Regions from separate parts of the Mus musculus genome. Here region 1 is linked to region 2. A link is a contact called in ENCODE Hi-C or POLR2A ChIA-PET data. All regions are on one chromosome and are shown on one strand. The core of a region is the stretch at or near the end of the contact, and the rest is flanking DNA. Distances in the headings are between cores, read along the strand shown. Region 1 holds the start of Srrm1 (serine/arginine repetitive matrix 1). Region 2 overlaps Gm12984 (a long non-coding RNA gene).

Evidence for each region. A loop is a pair of places that touch in the nucleus more often than their neighbours do. ChIA-PET counts read pairs that join two places held with the same protein, here RNA polymerase II (POLR2A).
Region 1: POLR2A ChIA-PET joins it to region 2 with 16 read pairs in Patski. The contact joins the promoter of Srrm1 here to the enhancer-like site in region 2. A Hi-C loop is called at or near these places in 1 of 37 maps with a recorded cell type or tissue (regulatory T cell). POLR2A ChIA-PET finds 5 or more read pairs at or near these places in 4 of 5 experiments (Patski and embryonic stem cell).

The regions. Positions count from the first base shown.
Region 1 is chr4:135,351,385-135,357,254 of GRCm38, reverse strand. It overlaps Srrm1 (serine/arginine repetitive matrix 1), which reads left to right and starts at 4,109. Exons shown (of 18, transcript NM_016799.4): 1 at 4,109-4,158. The coding sequence starts at 4,138.
Region 2 is chr4:135,306,212-135,311,642 of GRCm38, reverse strand. It overlaps Gm12984 (a long non-coding RNA gene), which reads right to left. Exons shown (of 4, transcript XR_003955129.1): 1 at 4,262-5,431; 2 at 2,815-2,939; 3 at 2,585-2,683; 4 at 719-2,264. Among named protein-coding and RNA genes, the nearest start is that of Gm12984, 2.8 kb to the right of the region's middle. Within about 2 kb of position 2,367, at least 1 of the 3 ENCODE cell types and tissues checked has a DNase peak (open chromatin) inside an H3K27ac peak, as active enhancers do.

The sequences.
Region 1 (5,870 bases), core at 2,860-5,359, 44 kb before region 2:
CCATTCACCTAAGCAACTCCAGACTCCTGACCCACAGAAACTTGGAGATGATAATTTATTGTCTTAAGTTCGGGGACAATCAGTTATGTGTGATCCTTGCTGATGCCCACAGAACCTTTTTTCTTTTACTTATGGTGCTGTGAATCTCATCTAGGGCAAGCACTCTACCACTGAGCTACATCCCAAGACCCACACAGGAAGGAAGGACTGCAGGTAGACGGGTGGGCCAGTCCAGATGTGGGGTGGGCCAGTCCAGATGTGGGGTGCTAACCTAGAACCATATTTGTCCAAGAAGCTAAGGTGCCGCTTCATATGTTCACTGGGCTAAAAATAAAAAAGCAAGTTTGGTCTGTTGGGGCAACACTCTGACACCCCAGCTCATAAGCAAACTTAATTAATTTTAGACAGGGTCTCTCTACATAGTCTGGCTGTTCTCAAATGCTTGGAGGTTCACCTGCCTCTGTCTCCAAGTGCTAGGAATAAAGGCGTGCACCACTACACCCGGCTCAAAGAAAAAATTTTAAAAGAGGGGCTGAAGATGAAACCCTATCTCAGTTTAGATGGTAGAATGCTTGCCTGGCTACAAATATTGAAGCGCAAGGAAAATTAAAAGAAATACAGGGAGAAGACAGTAAATGTATAAACGTAAATAAAATAACAATGGCCAGTAAGGGATGTGGAGAGGGCATCTACTACTTTAGAAAGATTTGCTGGAAAAGGCTTTACAAAAATGATGTCTGAGTGGCGTTTTCTTTGTGTGAGACAGGGACTCACTGAGTAACATTGGCCAGCCTGGAGCTCCGTGTTCGTGACTTCTTAGTCACCGTAGGCTTACAGATTTACAGGCTAAAAAAACTGACATTTCAAGTCTAACCTGTTCGCAATCTGTCAAATGTCTGCAGTTTAGAACAGCTTCAGGTTAAATGTCAGGGGTTGGTTGGGGGCAGGGATGGGGGAAGTGGCTGGGGATATAGCTCAAGTGTTGCAGCCTAAGGCTCTGAGGAATGTGAAGAGGAAGACGGAGTGAAGACGGAGTGAAGATGGAGAAGGTTGTACACAGAATCATAAGGGGCTTTGGCACAGGGAGCAGTCTGAGCTTCATCTGGAGGACAAGAGAAAGCCACAGCAGGGTTTTTAATTGACAGGTTCAGATAATCATCTTGGAAAATCATTGACCATGGGTGGGATGAGACATCAACCCTGAAGGCAAGGAAACTCGATAATGTGTTCTTACACAGACCCAGACAGAAATCCAAAAGACCAGTATTAAAGGCTAGGCTGGCAGCAGTGGTTCACCACTGTCATTCCAGCATTCTGGAGGCAGAGGCAGGCGGATCTCTCCTGTTGAGGCTAGCAAGGTCTACATAGTGAGTTCCAGGACAGCCAAAGCTACACAATGAGACCCTGTGTCAGAGAGTGAGAGTAGTGGGTGGGGAGGGAGGGAGAGGAGAGGGAGGGAGGAACAGGAAGGAAGGAACAGATGGTTCAGTGGTTAGGAGCACCCCCATGGTGACTAATAACAGTTTGTAACTCCAGTTCCAGGAGATTCAGGGTTCTATTCTGTCCTTCTTGGACACTGCATGCATGTAGCATAGAGACATATATGCAGGTAACAGACCCATATACATAAAAATAAATAATATTTTAAAAAACACATCTAAGCCAGATAGTGGTGGTACACACCTTTTATTCCAGCATGCAGGAGACATTAACGGGGGTTGGCAGTTTTTTAGCTTGTAATCTGTGAGTTCAAGGCCAGCTTGGTCTACAGAGAGAATTCTAGGACAGCCAGGGCTACACATTTGGAACAAGGTATTACTGAGTAGCTCCGGCTGTTCTGGAACTCATAGATTTCCTATTTCCTTAGTGCCAGGGTTAAAGGCCTGAACCATCATGGGGTTTCTGTTTTGTTTTGTTTTGTTTTGTTTTGTTTTATTTTATTTATTTGCCAGGCAGTGGTGGTGCCTGCCTTTAATCCCAGCACTTGGGAGGCAGAGGCAGGTGGATTTCTGAGTTCAAGGCCATCCTGGTCTACAGAGTGAGTTCCAGGACAGCCAGGGCTACACAGAGAAACCCTGTCTCGGAAAAAAAAAAAAAAAGATTTATTTATTGTATTTATATGAGTACACTGTCACTGTCTTCAGACACACCAGAAGAGAACATTGGATCCCATTATAGATGGTTGTGAGCCACCATGTGGTTGCTGGGATTTGAACTCAGGACCTCTGGAAGAACAGTCAGTGCTCTTAACCACTGAGCCATGTCTCCAGCCCAGGGTTTTTCTTTATACTCAGAATCCTCAGACATCCTCTGCCTCCCAGGTGCTGGGATTTCAGGCTTGACCCACCACACCCACTATTAAATATTAAGAGAAGCAGAAGTCAAGATTTGACCAGAGGGCACAATTCATTGTGAGAAACAAAGGTTGAGGATAAGTGAAAAAACAAAACAAAACATAACAACAACAAAACCCCCTAAATTCAGGTGATAAAAGCTGGGGGTGGAGGGTGCGTGAGCCTTTTTCCTGGGGGACACTTGAGTAGAATTTGAGGATTACCAAGTAACCTTGCTGTTGCCTATCTCAGTCAGAGGTTTCATGAAGCTCAGAGACCGGTACAAACCTTGGGCAGCAGGAAATTCAGGGAGTGAGGTTGAGGCACAAGGGATCAAGGAAAGGGCAATTTTGACTTTTGGAGGGGAAAAAAAATGTGAGGAACCACTGGAGACTTTTCAGCAGACAAGTGCCCATGGTTTTCTTTCTTTCTTTAACGTCCTTTCTTTGTACTTAATGGGGTTTCTTTATGTAGCCTTGGCTGTCCTGGAACTCACTCTGTAGACCAGACTGGCCTTGAACTCACAGAGATACCTAGGGTTTTCAACAGCATCGTTCAGCATCCGGGCCTCCTTCAGAATGGATGCTGGGTGGCAAGGTCAGGAACAGGGCTATCTGTGACAGAACTAGTGCAGGAGTTCAACTCAGATAAGGGACCTTGGGCCTCCATCATAGTGGCATGTGTGTTTCCTGAGGGCTTGGGAGTGGGGTGTGCAGGAAAGAGGACTCTCAACAGCAAGATTGTCCTAAACAAAAGGAAAGCTACTGCCATCTACAGAGACAGAGAAGGCTCAAAGACAGCCTCTCTGATTTCCCTGCTATTTCGATTCATTTGATGATTTTGATGGACGAGACGAACCTAGTCATATCTGGTCTGTGGGCGTTCAAATGGGAAAGTCAACCCCCTTTAAGTAGGAAAGCCAGGAAAAGAAAAAAAAAAAAAATGCCTGGAGACATTCGGGTTTCTACACTAGCACTCCTAGGGCAGACATGCCCACTTCCCGACTTTTCCATGAAAAAGCATTAGAGGTGCGCGTGTCTGTGAAAGATGGAATGTTACAAAGTGGCCCCAGAGAAACTTTTCTGGAGAGAAAGCGCTTGGTGAGCACATTAAAGGGCCGGTTTTGGCCCTCTTCCACTTCCTGCCCTTCGGCGTGGTTTCGCAGCAGAAGCACAGAAAGGTATCCAATGGACACCTCAAGAACAAGCCAGATGCGACGCACATCCGGCGAACACGCGGGCTTCATACGAGCTGACGCTGCAGGCTCAACCCCGCCGGCAACCTCCCAAAACCCACTCCTAGCTCAACTTTCACAATGACAACAACTGGCGTATCGGGCCGCCCCTAAGCAAGCATTCTCTTTTATGACTACCCATGCACCCCAGGACTGAGGCTTCCCCCCCGCCCCCCATCTCCCTTCAACTCCCCACATCCTCCCACTACGGATCAAAGGAAGGATCAACTCAAGTCGCGCGAACACCGCTGATCATGCGCCACAAAAAAAAAAAAAAAAAAAAGATCGGTAGGGTTGGGCGACCCAAAGATTCTCCCTCCTCTTTCCATTGGTTCCAGTCGCCCAGCTCGCCTCCCCTCCTAGCGAAAGGCTGCCGCCCTGGTGCGCTTGCGCATGCGCGTCGTTCTCGTGGCGCACTGAGCAGGCGCAGCCGCAGGCCCGCCGGAGCGGGGCGGGTGTAGCGGCGCGCGCAGCCTCCCGGCGCTGGGCTCCCTTCTGCCGGTCCCGCCCTCCGTCGCGGCGGCGCGGTGCACGCTGGGATAGGGAGCGATCTCCGAGCGAGGCGGCAAGATGGACGCGGGATTCTTCCGCGTAAGTCCGAGCGCGGGGATCCGGGGAGAGGCGAGAGGCTTGTTTGTAAGACCCGAGGGGGAGGCGCTCAAAATCCCGGACAGGACGGCCCGCGGAGGAAGGCCTTAGAGACCCCGAGGGGGTTCGTGGGCAGCGTCCCCCGGCCTCGGCGTTGCGGCCGAGACCGGTGCGCCCCTGCGCAGTCTCCTCCTCCGGGATCGTCCCCCCCTACGCGGCGGTGGCGGTGGCCGGAAAATGGCGGCGGGAATGGGCTGGAGCCGAACCTCACCGGCCGCCTGGCGAGGCCCTGTAGGCCGGGCGCCGCGCCGGCCGCCCGGGCTCGGGGCCTAGCGGAGCCTCAAGGAGGAAGTCTTTAGGGGGAGGCCGGTGGGAAGCCCGGGGCGGCTGCGGGGTACCGGTTGTATGGTTTGGGGCTCCGTCCTGAGAGGTGTTTGAGGAAAGGGGCCTTATTATTTTTTTTTTTTAGTGGCAGCTTTGGAGAAAATGGGTGCCCCCCCCCCAAACCCCGACGTACAGCGTCCACCCTCTGGGTCTTAAGCTTTCCCGGCGGCGCAGGGTCAGAGTTCGTGAGCGCTCCCGCCCAATTTGATAGCTCTTCGGGGAGGGGAGCTTAGATAATTTGTAGTTGGAACATTTGAATCGGAGGCTTTTGGAGTGAACGGTGTGTGCGAGGGTGGAGACAGATTACGGTTGTGACTCCGTCGCGCTTCCCGCTCTTCGCTAGCACCCTTTCCCAGCGGCCCATGTCCAGGCAGGGGACGTTACCTTGGAGGTGGTACATAGATCCCACACAGTAAGGCAGTTTATTAGGTCCACTTTGGAAGGAAAGTAGCTACAGGTCGAGATCTAGATGTATGGGAACGTACACTTGTGGGATTAAAAGTAGCAACAAACCCTTTAGGAATCGCTGATTCTTGTAATGCAGAGTAGAACCTTGTAAGACAGCTTGGTAAAAATCCAGATACCAGCTCTCTGTCATACCACTGCTTAGAGTTTTGCATTCTCTGAATCAAGCATATAGTTTACAGTTTGTGTGCATTTTTAAAGAAAAAATTGGAAGGCGGGGGAAGGAGGAGGGAGATAATAAAGGTGCTTCTTGTATGTGGTTCATGAGAGCTTGCCTAGTATGAACAAGACACTGGGGTCTATCTCCAGCACCTCAGATACTTGCACTACAAACTAGGCACTTAACCTTTGTAGTCAGTACTCATTTCTTATGGCACCGAAGTTAACACTTAAAAACAGTCGAAGGTTTCTTTCACTTGTCAATTGTCTCTTTTTCTCCCCCCACCCCCTTCAGTTTTTGTTTTGCCTTTTCAGGAAGTGGTTTATGTGTGTAGCCTTGGCCATCCTGGAACTCTGTAGTCTGTAGGCCAGGCTAGCCTTGAACTCAGAGATCTGTGTGCCTCTGCCTCCCGAATGCTGGGGTTGAATGAAGACTTGCACCCTGGCCAGGCTTGTCAGTTATTTCTAGTGGAAAGGAGATTGAAGAACTAAAACAAAGCGATATGTCAATTTTCAGGCGAAGATGTCCTTTGAAAAGGACAGGATCTGGAAAATAACCCACTTTTTAAAATATTCTTTTTACACTTACTTAAATGAAGTAGTTTTGTTTTCCCTGGGTTGGGTCTTTTGGGGGCAGGGGCAGTTGAAGTGTTTTGAAACTGGGTTCTCTAACCCAAACTGGCCTTGGACCTAGAGAGTCCTGCCTT
Region 2 (5,431 bases), core at 1,118-3,617:
TTCCAGGACAGCCAAGGCTATACAGAGAAACTCTGTCTCAAAAAAAAAAAAATTGACATAAGTCGCCATGTAGTTCACATGTGCAGGTTAAGGTGGTATTTATTATTATGGGTGTTTTGCCTGTATGTCTATATGTGCATCCTGAGCACACAGTGCCCTCAAAGTTCAGAAGACAGTATTAGACCCCCTGGAACTGGAGTTACACACAGTCGTGAGATGCCACATTGGTGCTGAGAATCCATCCCAGGTCCTCTGCAAGAGCAGCCAGTGCGCCCACTTCCAGGCCCTGGCATTTCCCCACACTGGGAAATAGAGCCTTCATAGGACAAAGGGCCTCTCCTCCCATTCATTGATGTCTGTCTGACTTGACCTTGAACTCTTGATCCTGGTGCCTCCAGCTTCCAAGTATGAAATTATACTCAACTCTTTGTTTTAAACCTGTGACAGGATTTGAACCCAGAACCTTGTGCATGCTAGGCAAACATTCTACCACTTGGCTACACTCCCAACCCAAGGGCTTTTTTTTTTTTTTTAAATATGAGTACATTGTAGCTATCTTCAGACACACCAGAAGAGGGAATGGGATTCCATTATAGATGGTTGTGAGCCACCATGTGGTTGCTGGGATTTTAACTCAGGACCTCTGGAAGGGCAGTCAGTGCTCTTAACCGCTGAGCCATCTCTCCAGACCCCCAACCCAAGGTCTTGATGTTCAGGCTCTGAGCGGTTCTCTTCCTGCCTTGGCCTCCCTGGTGCTGGGTTTATGCACACATCGGTGTCCGGGTGTCACAGCCTTTCTTCTGAGTGCTGGCAACTGCAGGCTTTTAAAGGTCTCGAGGTGGGTGGGAGGTGACCGAGGAACTAAAGACACCTCTGTCTCCAGGCACCTGAGCACCTACTCGTTCCTCACAGTCCCACTGTTTGCAACGTGTGGACGCAAGGCCTGGGGAAGTGAGCAAAGCTGTCTGATGACAGAGCTGACCACCAGCCTGTCTACACTGGTTTGTCTACTTGGCTTGGCTTCCCACGGGCTGAGACTCTGGGGTTGCATACCTTGGAACTCCATAGATGCACTCCATGGCTTCGGGTTAATGTTTTCTCTGGATTCTCCTTGGGGACAGCAGTCAAGCTGGGCAGGCGCCACAGTGTGAAGGAGGTAGGGCGAAGGGGAGTGAGTCAGACACACACTGGACAACTGACTGAGAAGAAGGCAGTGGGTGGGAGGCCAGCATCCTGTCTTCATCTTTATTTACTTATTCTCCTTCGTTATTTGTTTGTTTGGGGGAGGGTGTTTGTTTTTGTTTTAAACATGGTCTCTCTGCATAGCTCTGGCTGTCCTGGAACTCACTCTGTAGACCAGGCTGGCCTTGAACTCACAGAGATCTGCCTGCCTCTGCTTCCAGAGTGCTGTGTGTGTGCCACCACACACCCAGTGGGGCCCCAGATTCTTAATCCAGGCCTGCCAGACTCAAGATGGCTCGCTCCCCATGAGTTCCACTCGTGCTTTCTTCCTTTCACCCCCATGAGGGCTGCAATGGTTTTAGGGGGCCAGGGACCAACAAAGGCCCCACCCCACTCCACTCAGAGGCAAACAGGATCCCTTCTCATCCTTCGTATCATCCCCATCACTTGAGGGAGGGGGTGCTTCTGGAAGGAGGGAAAGAGAGATGTGAGCCCCGCCCAGAAGCTCTTCAGGTTTTCCCTTACTGTCTGGAATTTCCAGAACTAACCAGAATTGCTTAAATCAGTCTTGGTCAGGAAATGCTTTAATGGAACAGGTCATTCAGGCAATACCTCCTGAGGCAAAATGCTCAGAGGCCCGGGAGACAGAAGGCAAAAGGCCCCCAGCCTCTGCTTCTGCGAGGAAGAGGAGGTCCGCAAAGGAAGGGATTTGCTTGAAGTCTTCCATCCAGAGAGAGGCGGAGCTGAGCAGGCTCCAAGGTTTGCTGGGTCTGTTGCCTTTATCACCCACCCCCAAAGGTGGGACAGAGACTCATCAGGGGTCTGTAATAACAGCTTTGCTCATTTCGAAGCAGAATGCTTAACGTACAAGCCATTTCTCATCCCGTTAGCTGGAGGGGTGGGTATCTCTCCCTCGTTTCACAGGGGAGAGTAAAAAGCTTGCCTGAGATAAGACAGATGGAAAATGCTGGTATCTGAACTTCGCTTGGTATTCCAGGATCCCAGCATGCCTAGGGGTCAAGCTGGAGGTTCACACGGTGAGTCCAAGGTCAGATGAGACTGCTCTGAGCCAAGTAGGGACCCTGAGCAATGACCAGGGAAGGACAAAGGCACACTGAGGGGCTGAGGACAAGCCAGCTGGCAGGCCAGGCCAGCTTGCAACCCGAGCCCATTGCCACCCAACCACCCAGGCTCTCCGGTTCCCGGTCTCCTTCCCAGCCCCTGTCCAGGAGTCTGAGGTAGAGATGCAGGCTTGACAGACAAGGAGTGCTCACAGCCTAATACACCACAGACACTTCTACTCAGAGGCACCTCCAGAAGTTTGAGACAAAGTGTCTTGTTTTGGAGACAGGGAAACTGAGGCCGGTTGTGCACTTTCTGCTGCGCTTTCTGTTCTCCTGACCTCAGTCCATGGCCCAGGACAAGGCTTAGCGCCCGCCGGCTCTCAACGCACACCGCCAGACTGGCTGAGTGAATGACTGGGAGGCATGTTTCTGAGTACCTAACACACAGGAAAAGCAGGCTCAGGTGACAGCCGACTGTCGGAACCCAGCTCATTCCCAGCCCCCATGGCCATCGGGAAGCCAGGTACCAGGGACAATGGCTATGCTCTCACAAGGCTAAGGCACTCACAGGCACACAAACAGGAATCCATCTCAACACCTACACATGAATGCACTTGCCAGGAACAAACCGACTGGGCCAGCTCAGACACGGGATGTGATCCTGATGTGACCCATCAGGGTCCTTGTGCAACCCTAAGGGAACCCAGAAAACCAGACAGAATACCCATTGCGCTGCCAACCCTTGAGAGGTGGAGACAGGAGAATCAGTTCAGCTACATAGTGATTAGAAGTTTGCCTGGGATACGTGAATACAAGAGATCATATCTCAAAAGAGAGAGAGGGGAGAAGGGAGAGAGAGAGAGAGAGAATAAGGAAAGAAAGGGAGGGAGAGAAATTAGAATATAGGGTAGGAGAGAGTAGTCCAGTGGGTAGTGCGTCTAATGCATGAAACCCTGGGCTCCCTCTTAGCACTACCCAAATACACAAAACTGGGCATGGTGGCTCACTGTACAACCCCTGTATGGGGTCAGGAGGAGGGTCCTCTCTCATGACATAGCAAGTTCAAATCCAGCTTAGGCTACATGAGACTGAGTCTTACTCGAATAGCAAGGAAAAACAAACAAACTAGACTATTTAAAAAAAAAAGAAATGAACACTGGAATGCCAGCCATTGTGGCACATAGTTTTGATTATAGCTCTTGGGGGACAGAGTCAGGTGGATGTCTGTGAGTTCCAGGACAGCCTGGTCTCTACAGTGAGTTCCGGGACAGCCTGGTCTCCTCACTCCTATGAGTTCCAGGATCATGAGCTACATAGAGAAAGCCTGTCTGAAACAAACTCTCGCTGGACCCCCAGAAGGAGCAGGCCACGCCTGGATGTGAAGAACGACCAGAGCGAGTCTGTGTTCTTGTAGAGGTACGTGAGGCTGTATGTGCCCGGGAAGTGCCAACAACCGCGAGTCCATCCAGAGGAATGTGGCCGAGGCTTAGGCGGCCACAGACAGGTTTAATGGACTATTTTAAACTTATGCTATCTGTGGGGCCACTCTGTCAGGCAAGTCTGATGATTCTGTTCTCAGATTGACTAAAGCCAACGACGTCGTCTCAAAGAGCTTCTGGACAGAGGAAACTGGGTAAAATTTGACATAAATAACGAGAAGGAGAAACATTCCCAGGTCTCTCTGGGCTGGAAAGTCCACGTCTGTTTTCCTTCCTCCCTGCTGAGTGGTAACTGAGTTCCTGGTTACCTCAGCCCAGCTTTCTGGGCTCTCCACATCACAGCAGTGAATGCCATGACCTAGCTGGCGCAGGGAAATACCAAGGTCAAGGGCCACTGCTTGCCCACAAGGGCTGTGTGAACTGAGAGAGGTATGGGGCGTGGAGGGTGGGGAGCCGGAACTAGGCACTCCCCATCCTTTTCCAACCCCCCTCTGCAACGCCGAGAAGTCTTTGCACCCACGCACACGCACAACACCATCCTTTGTCCCTGGCTTCCCATTGTTCCAGGACCCTTACGTCATCCTTTCTCCAGAACTAGCTCACGTCTGTGGCTGAGGCCGTTATGCAAAGTTTTAACTGACAGAACCCAACGGATCCCTGGCTCCTTCCTGGTGATCCTTGGGCTGCTACAGTCCACCTTACAAGGTGTAAATGCCAGCTCCAGTCCCTATTGGCCAGAGCACTCACACCAGGGATCCAATTGGTTGATAGCCAACCTATAGGATCGCCCTATAGGACCTCCTGCCCTACCCCTAAGCAGAATTGGGGGAACCACAGTTGGCTTTGGGTTTTGCAAAGGATTTGTTTGCTTCCTCTGACTTTTCTCTGGCATGGGGCCAGTTCCGGGTGCTCTTGAACACACCCGAAAACATTGTTCATTGTTTACGGCGATGTAATTCTCCTTCCTCCCTGTGGCCCCGCTTTCTTCCTCCCGATGGCTCATTTTGGACATTCTGCTCATTCTAAGGCGACCCCTTATCTCGTTAGGCAAAGTTCTTGCCCTCTTTGAACTTCAGTTTCCCCATGTATATATTTGGGCTGCTAAAAGCCACCCAACCAGGTTAAGAAAGAAGTGTGCTAAATGTGTTGGCTTCTGCCTGGGAGCCCGCACTAAGATGGCTGTGTGTCCTGCTTGGCCTTAGTGCTTGTGGCTGGCAAGAAGCCCAGAGGCAGAGGTCAGCCAGGAGAGGGAGGAGTCTAGAATCCGGGCCTCAGCTGGGGCATCAGGCTTGCTGAGTGACCTGGAATAAGTCTCCACCCCTTCCCAAGACTCAGTGCCTCCATTTGCCAACTGAGGAGCACTTCCCAAGCTGAGAGGCCTGGGAGGAGACACTACCATAAGTGGGACATTTTTATCAAAAGTCCACACCTAATGAACGCTAAGAATTCTGAGTCAGGATTAAAGGCACGAACCTTTAATCCCGTTCTCAGGAGGCAGAGGCAGGAGGGTCTTGACTTTAGTCAGTCGGTATGATTTAAAGCCCTAGACAGGGAGGATGTAGTTACTCAGCTGGTGGAGTGGTTGCCTGGCATGCTCATGCTCGCAGCCGTGGGTTCAGTCTTTAGCATGGCATAAAACTGGGTACAACGGTACATGCTGTAATCCCAGGATTCAAGAAGAGGGGACAGTGTAGCCTCCCCCAGCCTGAAGAGGGCTGGTACAAACCTTGTGGCCACTGAGGTGGG